Regions from separate parts of the Homo sapiens genome. Here region 1 is linked to region 2. Evidence: read pairs that join two places in POLR2A ChIA-PET (ENCODE). Cell type or tissue: GM12878. All regions are shown on one strand. Links, peaks and the distances in the headings refer to the core of each region. The heading gives the core; the rest is flanking DNA.

Evidence for each region. ChIA-PET counts read pairs that join two places held together with the same protein. Peaks named below come from ENCODE experiments on the same cell type or tissue, not always from the same donor. Only the 100,000 strongest peaks of a DNase experiment are listed, where the experiment ranks them.
Region 1: POLR2A ChIA-PET joins it to region 2 with 7 read pairs; 8 of 35 experiments call an interaction of 5 or more read pairs at or near these places.

Annotation. Positions count from the first base shown.
Region 1 is chr6:43,396,431-43,401,803 of GRCh38, reverse strand. LOC105375065 (a long non-coding RNA gene) reads right to left here. Exons shown (of 6, transcript XR_007059585.1): 2 at 4,078-4,267. Among named protein-coding and RNA genes, the nearest start is that of ABCC10, 28 kb to the left of the region's middle. In GM12878, for the core only: a CTCF peak has its summit at 3,582; no DNase peak of the experiment used is centred there.
Region 2 is chr6:43,336,136-43,341,508 of GRCh38, reverse strand. It overlaps ZNF318 (zinc finger protein 318), which reads left to right. Exons shown (of 10, transcript NM_014345.3): 9 at 601-719; 10 at 1,007-5,373. The coding sequence ends at 4,351. Among named protein-coding and RNA genes, the nearest start is that of CRIP3, 30 kb to the right of the region's middle. RefSeq lists an enhancer at 2,418-2,467. In GM12878, for the core only: no CTCF peak of the experiment used is centred there; DNase peaks (open chromatin) are centred at 2,168 and 3,068; H3K4me3 peaks cover 494 bases; H3K27ac peaks cover 3,010 bases.

The DNA of each region.
Region 1 (5,373 bases), core at 289-5,288, 60 kb before region 2:
GCACGGATCTGGTGTTTTCAGCATCTCTAGTGATAAGTAGGATCTGCTTCATATAAGATTCTTGGGGTCTTTTTTGTTTGTTTGTGTTTTTGAGACAGAGTCTCGATCTGTCACCCAGGCTGGAGTGCAGTGGTGTGATCTTGGCTCATTGCAATCTCTGCCTCCTGGGTTCAAGTGACTTTCGTGTCTCAGCCTCAGCCTCCTAAACACTTGGGATTACAGGCGCGTGTTACCCCGCCCGGCTAATTTTTTGTATTTTTAGTAGAGATGGGGTTTCACCATGTTGGCCCATCTGGTCTTGAACTCCTGGCCTTAAGTGATCCCCCCACCTAGGTATCCCAAAGTGCTGGGATTACAGGCGTGAGCCACCGTGCCTGGCCTATATACAATTCTTTTTGTCTTTTTCTTTTCTTTTTTTTTTTTTTTTTTTGAGACGGAGTTTCACTCTTGTTGCCCAGGCTGGAGTGCAATGGCATGATCTCGGCTCACTGCAACCTCTGCCTCCTGGGTTCAAGCGATTCTCCTGCCTCAGCCTCCCGGAAGTAGCTGGGATTACAGGCACCCGCCACCATGAGCAGCTAATGTTTTGTATATTTAGTAGAGACAGGGTTTCGCCATGTTGGCCAGGCTTGTCTCAAACTCCTGACCTCAGGTGATCCACATGCCTCGGTCTCCCAAAGTGCTGGGGTTACAGGCGTGAGCCACCACGCCTGGCCTATAAGATTCTTAAAGTGGGAAATTCTCATGGGCTGAGCAGCCTCCACCCCTATCTCCCAAAAAAGAAATGTCTACTGCAGTTGGCCAAATCTAGAGGGCAGGAAAAGGAAGAGGGATGGTTAGACAAGAGATCAAGGAGTGGCCCAGGGCAGTGGAAAGAGCCTTGAGGAAGCCTGGGAGGAGTTTTTGAGGAGGGAAAGGTAAGGTGCTAAGTGCTTTGGAGGGTTCTAGGGAGAGTGGAAGTATTTGGATAGAAAGTGGTGTTCTGTGACCTCACCAAGAGCAATTTTACTCAAGTGTGGAGGTAGAAGCCAATCATAGGAAATTATAGAGAAAACTAAAGTAAAAACATAGAGGAATCTCTCAAAAATATTGGGGACATTTGCCCCTATTAATCATCACGAAGACACAATCCAATGTCATCAATTCATCACTCATTCCATGACATGATTTGGCTGTGTTTCCACCTGTGTAGGGAAGGGAAGTAGAAAGTTGCCAGAATATGCCAGGTGCAGTGGTGCATGCCTATAATCTCAGCACTTTAGGAGGCTGAGGTGAGAGGACTGCTTGAGTCCAGGAGGTTGAGGCTGCAGTGAGCCATGATCAGACCACTGCACTCTGGCCTGGGCAATAGAAAGAAAGAAGAAAGGAAGAAGTGTGAGAAACGAACTCACCCATCCAAACCCAAAGAATGGACTCAGAGACCCAGAGAACAGTGAAAGTGAGACTTTTGATGACAGTCTTGCAAGATTGGGTGTCTGATAGGCAGGTACACCCAGCACAGTTTCAACAAGCAATTTATCCCCTCATGCACAGGTCCCTCTCCCAGTTCCTCATAGGCTGAGTACTATGTGGTCACAGTCTTCCCAGATGTTGCCTATTGATTGTTGGGTAGGGGCTTTAGGTGTTTTTTTGGCGGGGGGCGGGGGTTGTCTTGTGCATTTTATTGCAGCCCACAATGTGTTGCAATCCTAGTTAGCTCAAGGGCTCTTTAAGTATTTGACTTATGACCTAAGTAGCTGGACAGACTGATAAAAACAGACAAAGTAAGCTATTTTGCAGACTAGTAAATTTTTATCTTAAACTTCTTTGGTTCAGGTGAAGACAACTAAGGCAGGTGGGGAGGCTGACAAGCAGGCATTGGCTATCCAAGCAGGGGCCTAGTATATCCTGTTTCTTCTGTAGTTTGCTCACCTAAGCCAATTCAAGGCATTTTGTCTTGGAAATGGACCAGTGTATGCATTATTTCCTTCAATTCCCTCCTCTTTTTCTTTTTACTCCTATTGGTCCCATTTTCACATTTATGTTTGTGTCCTTTGGTTCTTAAATTTATTAGGTACTCCTCTAGGGACTCCTATTGAGTTAATACAAGTGCTGGGGTTAAAATAATTTGTTAGATCTCTCCAACTTCAGTGGCCACGTGGATTCTCGGGAATCTTATGGAATGCCAGGGTGAAGGGAATGGCCACTTGAACTAAAGCACAAGTTCCAGTCCAATTGGACAATAACAAGTTAGAGAGGTTTCTCTTCCCATAGTACCACCAGACATCAGCCTGGGGTATACGAAATGCTGAGTAGTTGCCTTTATTTGACTCACCAGTAATGTTTAGGATGTGGGTACAAGCTGAGAGTTTTCCCACAGGCTTACTGAACTCTGCCCCCTGCCTAGAGAGGCAAGAGGAGTGGTTCATATTCCCTTTGGAGAACAAGGGGATTGCTCTAGGGTCTGATCTCTGTAAGGCGGGAAAGAGCAATGATAGACTTTTGTAAGTCTTATTTCCCCATGCATTCGTGTCCTGGTATAGAGCCAACATGCAACACATTCCGTCGGGATTGGTATCCCATCCTAGGGAAATGGAACCACCTGTGCCTGAGGCTGCCCAGCACAGCATGCGTAACAGTTGGTCTTATTAAGAGCTAGTACTGGCCAGGTGCGGTGGTTCACGCCTGTAATCTTAGCACTTTGGGAGGCTGAGGCAGGTGGATTGCCTGATTCAGCAGTTTGAGACCAGCATGGGCAACATGGTGAAACCCCATCTCTACTAAAATACAGAAAAAAAAAAAATTAACCGGGCGTGGCATTGTGCGAGTAGCTGAGTAGTCCCAGCTACTCAGGAGGCTGAGGCAGGAGAATTGCTTGAACCCAGGAGGTGGAGGTTGCAGTGAGCTGAGATCGTGCCACTGCACTCCAGCCTGGCAACAGAGCGAGACTCCATCTCAAAAAAAAAAAAAAAAAAAGGAGCTAGTACCAAAAATTTGACCCATTCAACAGGCATTTACATCCCCATATTCAGTCTCAATTTCTAAAGTCTGCCTCAAGTCAGTTACCTTAATTATTTTTATTCTCTTAGAGTTATTGTCTGGTGGATTAAAGGAGGTAGTGGGAGGCCGGGTGTGGTGGCTTGCGCCTGTAATCGCAGCCCTTTGGAGGCCGAGGCGGGCGGATCACGAGGTCAGGAGATAAACCATCCTGGCTAACACTGTGAAACCCCGTCTCTACTAAAAATACAAAAAAAAAAATTAGCCAGCTGTGGTGGCGGGCACCTGTAGTCCCAGCTACTTGGGAGGCTGAGGCAGGAGAATGGCTTGAACCCGGGAGGCAGAGCTTGCAGTGAGCCGAGATCGCGCCACTGCACTACAGCCTGGGGGACACAGTGAGATTCCGTCTCAAAAAAAAAAAAAAAAAAGGAGGTAGCGGGACCAGGAGTTATAGTAATCCTGGGTGGGCTCGGGGTGGAGTTGGTGACTAGCCTAAGAGCAAACCGTTCCACCAGATTGCTTCCTGAGATATCTGTTCCTAATACCTACCTCCAAGGTTCCCGGTCAAGAGTAGCTGGGTTGTTTATCGTAATTAATATAGGATTGCATTCTAAATTTCTACAGTTAGGTGGCGTAGGGCCCTTAAACAAATGTATTTTATTCTATAAGGGTTTGTTTTTGGAAGAATGACTCACCCAACTTTGATATTGAGTGGTCCACCAGACCTGATTCCAGCTAGCACAGGGCTTTTCTGAGAGGGCCCAATAACAGTCTGTTTTAGGACATAGATCTTTGTCTGCTTGTGACAACTGTCTGTGGTTCCCTAAATTCCCACAAGGTAAGACTTGGCAGGTATTAAATTTTATAGTTTGGGGCAGGGTGGAGGTCTTGGTTATGTTGACTATTAGTTTGGATATTCCCTACTTTCCACCCCTAGTACTGGGCCCTATTCAATACTTAGGTCTTCTTTCACCCCTTGTATTAGGATTAATCCTAACCATATCCACCCCCAAGGACGGAGCCTGCTTATAGCTTCCTTTTAGGTTTTCCTTAGAGTTAGCTTTAAGGGTTCCTTAGGTGATCTATACACTTCCCATTCACCTTTTTCCCTTCCTTCTGGGGTTTCTTTTACCAGTCTCTTGACCCGAGTGTGAGTGTCCACCCCGTTCAGCTGTTCCTACGGCTGTCTCAGTGATCACGAGCACTTGATAGGAACCTTCCCAGCTTGGGTGGAGATTGTCTTCCTTCCAAGTCTTAATTAGCACCAAGTCGCCAGGCTGGAAGTGGTGACCTGTGAATTCAAGAGGCAGGGTTTGAGTTAGAAGTCTTTTTAACCTAAGGGATGACAGGGTGGAGGATATGGCCGGTATGTAATTTCTTTTTTTTTTTTTTTAAGACAGAGTCTCGCTCTGTTGCCCAGGCTGGAGTGCAGTGGAGCGATCTCGGCTCACTGCAAGCTCTGCCTCCTGGGTTCATGCCATTCTCCTGCCTCAGCCTCCCGAGTAGCTGGGCCTACAGGCACCTGCCACCATGCCTGGCTAATTTTTTTTTTTTTTTTGTATTTTTAGTAGAGATGGGGTTTCACCGTGTTAGCCAGGATGGTCTTGATCTCCTGACCTCATGATCTGCCCGCCTCAACCTCCCAAAGTGCTGGGATTACAGGCTATAATTTCTTAAAAATTGGTCTTTGGTTTCCATAGTAGGAAGGTCAGTAGTTCTGCCTAAATACAGGAATGCTTTGTAATGGCCTTAACCCAGGAGGTCTTCCTCCAGTACTCTGTTTTCTAACTACCTTTTTGTTTATTTTTTGGCAGGTTACACAACCCCCACACACTTGTTTAGCAAGGGTATAAATCCCTATACACCCATAATTTTTGAGTATTGCATCACACATGGCCTGGGGACCCCAGTGACTTCCCTTATGCAGTATGGACATTAGTTGTCTCATAAGGGGTTTGTTTATCATTTCTCTCCCATTACAGAGCACCCACCTTCCATCCTCAGTATGAGTGGCTCCTATCTTGCCCAGTTCTTCCTCCTCCTCTTTAGAAAATTGGGGTCTTAATACCACCTTAGGGATATCTGGGATTGGGCTAAACAGTCTAACTTCTTCCTCCAGGAGACTTGATTAGCAGCTTCACCGGCAAGCCTGTTCCCTACAGCTTCTATAGTGTTTCCTTTCTGATGGCCACTTACATCAACTACGGCTACCTCTGCGGGAAGCAGGAGGCTTTTTAAAACTTGTTTGACCAGTTCCCCATGTACCAGTTCGTTCCCCCCGTGCTATTTATTAGGCCGTGCTTTGTCCAGATTTTTTTCAGAAGTGTGTATTACTCCACAGGCATATTTGGAATTAGTATATAGTGCCTTCTTGGCCTTCTAGGAGCTTTAGGGCCT
Region 2 (5,373 bases), core at 98-5,097:
CTTGTATTTTTTGTATTTTTAGTAGAGACGGGGTTTCACTGTGTTAGCCAGGATGGTCTCGATCTCCTGACCTCGTGATCTGCCCACCTCTGCCTCCCAAAGTGCTGGGATTACAGGCATGAGCCACTGTGCTCAGCCCATAAACTTTTCAATTTCTTACCTTCACAAGTAGCTAGTGCTGCTACTATACCCTTGAGATTTACAGAAGATAGTTTCCTCAGTAATTAATACCAACATGAGAGATCATCATAAAATGGTAATGGGCTATTTGGGAGTATAGTTTTTATATTTCCTGAGATGCTTGGTGCTAGTTAGGGTTTGAGGAGACTCAGCAACAGGAATTAATCTGGCACAGGAAACTCCTAAATTAACCAGTATAATGTTCCCAAGAGGTAGAAGAAATAGAGGACTGTAGTTCAAGCCTTAGGTTGGAAAGACTGTGCCATTGGGATTCATCTAAATACTGCTTCTGACTTCAAAGTGGGTAAGGCCCTCTATACTGTAACCATTTTACTGCAAAGGGGTGGTGGGATTTCCATTGGTTGCTGTCATTCTGGGTGGAATCGACTTATTTCCTTGACTTTTTTCTACTTCTTCCAGGCTCTGAGTTTCTGGTTCCCATCAGTGGATTTTATTGCCAGCTCTGTGAGGAATTTTTGGGGGATCCAATTTCTGGGGAGCAACATGTGAAGGGTCACCAACACAATGAGAAATACAAGGTTGGTCTTTGTAGTAGGCTGTGGAGTTTCCAACTTTTCTGAAGTAATTATTTTGACTTTGTCAAATGGCGTCCGAGCCAGAAAAAGCCATTGACACTTCAAATTCCATATAACCTCTAAGTTCTCCTCAATCCTAGTGGGAGATGCTCAGCAGATAGCATCCCGTATGTCCTTGAGGAAGATAATTCTGGGGATTTCTACTAAATGAATTCTAACAGTAGCGGGGCCAAGATTTTTTTCTCTTGTATTTTCACCAGTTTTTGAGTCTTTATCTTTTTTCTTCCCAGAAATATGTGGATGAAAACCCATTATATGAGGAGCGGCGGAATCTGGACCGCCAAGCTGGCTTGGCTGTGGTCCTAGAGACAGAACGGCGACGGCAGAGTGAGCTAAAGCGCAAACTTAGTGAGAAACCAAAGGAGGAGAAGAAAGAAAAAAAGGCAAAGGCTGTGAAAGAAGTAAAGGAGGATGACAAGGTCTCTGAGAAATTAGAAGACCAACTCTCTGAGGGTAGGAACTCCCCTGAAAAAGCTGAAAATAAAAGGAACACTGGCATCAAACTCCAGTTAAAAGAAGAGGTAAAGAAGGAATCACCAACATCATCTTCTTTTGGGAAATTCAGCTGGAAGAAGCCAGAAAAAGAAGAGGAGAAAAGTTCATTGGTGACCCCAAGTATCTCTAAAGAAGAGATTCTAGAAAGTAGTAAGGACAAAGAGGATGGCAAAACTGAAGCTGGGAAGGCAAAGCCTATCAAAATCAAGCTCTCTGGGAAAACTGTTGTTGCACATACCAGCCCTTGGATGCCTGTTGTGACAACTTCCACACAGACTAAGATCCGACCCAACCTGCCTATTCCATCCACAGTACTCCGCAAGTCATGTTCAGCCACAATGAGCAAGCCAGCTCCTCTTAACACCTTTCTGTCTATTAAGTCCTCTGGAACCACTGCTAAACCTCTGCCAGTGGTTAAAGAGTCTTCAGCTGATCTCCTCTTACCTCCAGACATCATCTCCAAAGCATTTGGAGGGGAAGAGGTGATTCTAAAAGGGTCTCCAGAGGAAAAAGTGGTGTTGGCTGAAAAGAGTGAGCCATCTCATTTACCTGAACAAATACTACCACCTCCTCCACCACCCCCACCTCCACCACCTCCACCACCCCCCGTTATACCTCATCCAGCTGCCCCGTCTGCTGCTCAAGCAAATGCTATCTTGGCTCCAGTAAAATCAAACCCAGTTGTATCTCAGACTCTCAGCCCTGGCTTCGTGGGTCCTAACATTTTGAACCCAGTGTTGCCTGTAGCCATCATGGCCTCAGCACAGCCAGCTGCCATTCCTTCTGATGAGACAGCTCCTGGGGTGAGTGAGAGTGACCGAGACCAGACCCTGTTCTCTGTGTTAGTACGTCCTCCACCACCCCTCTCAAGTGTGTTCAGTGAACAAGCCAAAAAATTAGAGAAGCGAAATTCATGCTTAGCCACAGCCAATGCTAAGGACCTGTATGACATATTCTATAGTAGTGGTGGAAAGGGGGCCCCTGAGACTAAGGGGGCCCCTGAGACTAAGCTAAGTGGTGGTCCATTGGCCAATGGGGAAAATAGCAACCTCTCTAGAACCAAAAGTTCAGACACCTCTTCTACTTCTCCTTTGAACAGCAGTGCATCCCAAGAGGAGTTGCATCAAGATGAGGGTTTGGTCGCTGCTCCTATAGTTAGCAACTCTGAAAAGCCCATTGCAAAAACTCTGGTGGCCCTAGGGAAATGGTCAGTTGTAGAACATGTAGGCCCAAAAAGCACAGGCAGCACCTATGGCTTCCTACAGCCTCTGACAAGGTTGTGCCAAAGCAGGCCTTATGAAACAATTACCCCAAAGACAGACACTTTGGCCATATGGACCTCTAGTTCCTTCCAGAGTGACACTAGTAGGGATATATCTCCAGAGAAGAGTGAGCTTGACCTGGGAGAGCCAGGACCACCTGGTGTAGAACCACCTCCTCAACTGTTAGATATACAGTGCAAAGAATCTCAGAAGTTGGTAGAAATCCACCTCAGAGAATCTGTTAACCAGGATAAGGAAAGCCAAGAGCTCCGTAAATCTGAGGATTGTAGAGAAAGTGAGATAGAGACAAACACTGAACTAAAAGAAAGGGTAAAGGAGCTGTCTGAGGGGATAGTTGATGAGGGAGTAAGTACCAGCATTGGACCCCACAGCATAGATGATTCTAATTTGAACCATGGAAACAGATACATGTGGGAGGGAGAAGTAAAACAGCCCAACTTGCTAATGATTGACAAAGAGGCTGAACAGTCCAATAAATTGATGACAGGAAGTGAAACTCCAAGTAAAGTAGTGATCAAATTGAGTCCACAGGCTTGCTCTTTCACAAAGGCAAAATTAGACTCATTTTTATCAGAAGCTAGGTCTTTACTCAACCCACAAGATACACCTGTGAAAATTTCTGCCCCAGAGTTGCTGCTTCATTCCCCAGCCAGATCAGCTATGTGTTTAACAGGTAGTCCACAAGAGCAAGGAGTTTCAGTTGTTAGTGAGGAGGGGCTAGAGAATTCAGCTCCAGAATCAGCTTCTAGAACTTCTAGGTACAGAAGTCTCAAACTCAAGAGAGAAAGATCAAAAGACTTTCAAGTTAAAAAGATCTATGAGTTGGCTGTTTGGGATGAAAACAAGAAGAGGCCAGAGACCTGGGAGAGCCCAGAGAAACCAAAAACAGAAGCACTGGAGCTACAAGATGTCCATCCAGAGTTAACAGTGACAATAGAAAGCAAGGCCCTAGAAGACTTTGAAGCTACAGACTTAAAGGTAGAGGAGCTTACTGCCCTGGGGAATCTGGGGGATATGCCTGTTGATTTCTGCACTACTCGGGTAAGCCCAGCACATAGATCCCCAACTGTCTTGTGTCAGAAAGTGTGTGAAGAAAATTCTGTATCACCTATAGGGTGTAATTCCTCCGATCCCGCTGACTTCGAACCAATCCCATCTTTTTCTGGGTTTCCGTTAGATTCTCCCAAAACCTTGGTGCTTGACTTTGAGACAGAGGGTGAACGAAACTCACCTAATCCCAGGAGTGTTAGGATCCCTTCTCCTAACATTTTGAAAACTGGACTTACAGAAAATGTTGACCGTGGCTTGGGGGGCCTAGAGGGAACACACCAGGCCCTTGACCTGTTAGCAGGAGGAATGATGCCTGAGGAAGTAAAAGAATCTTCCCAATTAGACAAACAAGAGTCACTCGGATTGGAATTAAAAACAATTAATTCTGCAGGCCTTGGGCCATCTCCTTGCCTTCCAGACCTTGTTGACTTTGTCACACGGACCTCTGGAGTTCAAAAAGATAAACTGTGTTCTCCACTCTCTGAGCCAGGTGACCCTTCTAAATGTAGTTCCCTGGAGTTGGGGCCATTACAGCTAGAAATATCGAATGCATCCACCACAGAGGTGGCAATTCTGCAAGTAGATGATGACAGTGGCGACCCTCTGAATTTGGTTAAAGCTCCAGTGTCAAGGTCCCCTCCAAGGGAGCAGGTAATTGAAGACAATATGGTCCCTCAGGGAATGCCTGAACAGGAAACTACAGTTGGTGCCATCCAGGACCACACAGAATCCAGTGTTCACAACTAAGAATAAATACCTAGAGCTACTTGTGAGTGAATCATTGGCTTCTAGAAATCAGATGCCCAGATGATCCAAGACTAGTTTGTTATCTCATCTGGAACCTACACCAAGAGATGCAGTCAGCATCTTAAAGTAAATGTTCATGGAAGCTAAAAAATTTACCTCCTTTCCTTTTCCCTTTCCCCTTAAAACACCAGACAAATCGATAACAACTTATATATATATATATATATCTGTAAAAATGTATTTTGTTAATTTTTTTGGCCAATTTATTTTCTCCCACTTTGTCATTAAAATCACATGTCTAACTGGCTCACCACATAGTGTGCTTTGATTGTATTTTGGCTTTGACTCTGCCATTTCTGAAATGTGGGGGAGGATGGAGGCAGCTGACCTCTCCAGTTGCTGTGTTGTATTCCTACCCAATTTCCTGGGCAGTTGATGCATCTCTGGGAAAAACACCAGAAAGCTTGCTGAAATGGAAAACTTGGAAGAATTGTTCATCTCTTAGGCTTCCATTTGGATGGGCCTGCCTTAACATTGTTTGAAATGCAGCGTGAGTAGCTCTTTTGTTTACTGTTTACACCCCTTATTGGCATGTCAACTCCTGTACTTCCCTTACTCTGTTGCCTTTCTTGAGATGCATTGTCCTGCTAACCCACAAACCTGTTTGGAAATAAACATGGAAGAATATCTGGCAGGCTTACTTTTAGAAGACGACAAATCGGTAAGGCTTATTCATGGTTCATTGCCAGGAGCAGATATGCTTTTGAGATCACTTTTATTTTTGAAATGGCCTTTGTTCATTGTATTGTGATCCAATAACACTTTGTATTAAATTGTTTAGCAGCCATTTGTGTTGTGAAGGGGTAGAAGATCTCTGAAACTTGTCTTGAGATTGAACTCATTCCCTGTTCCACAAACCCATATGTATCCTTTCCTCTACCTCCTCCTTTCCCAATTAATTTCAACCATAGTACGATGTTTGGGGTTGTATATTTTGTTAAAAAGATTAAAGAATTTATGAG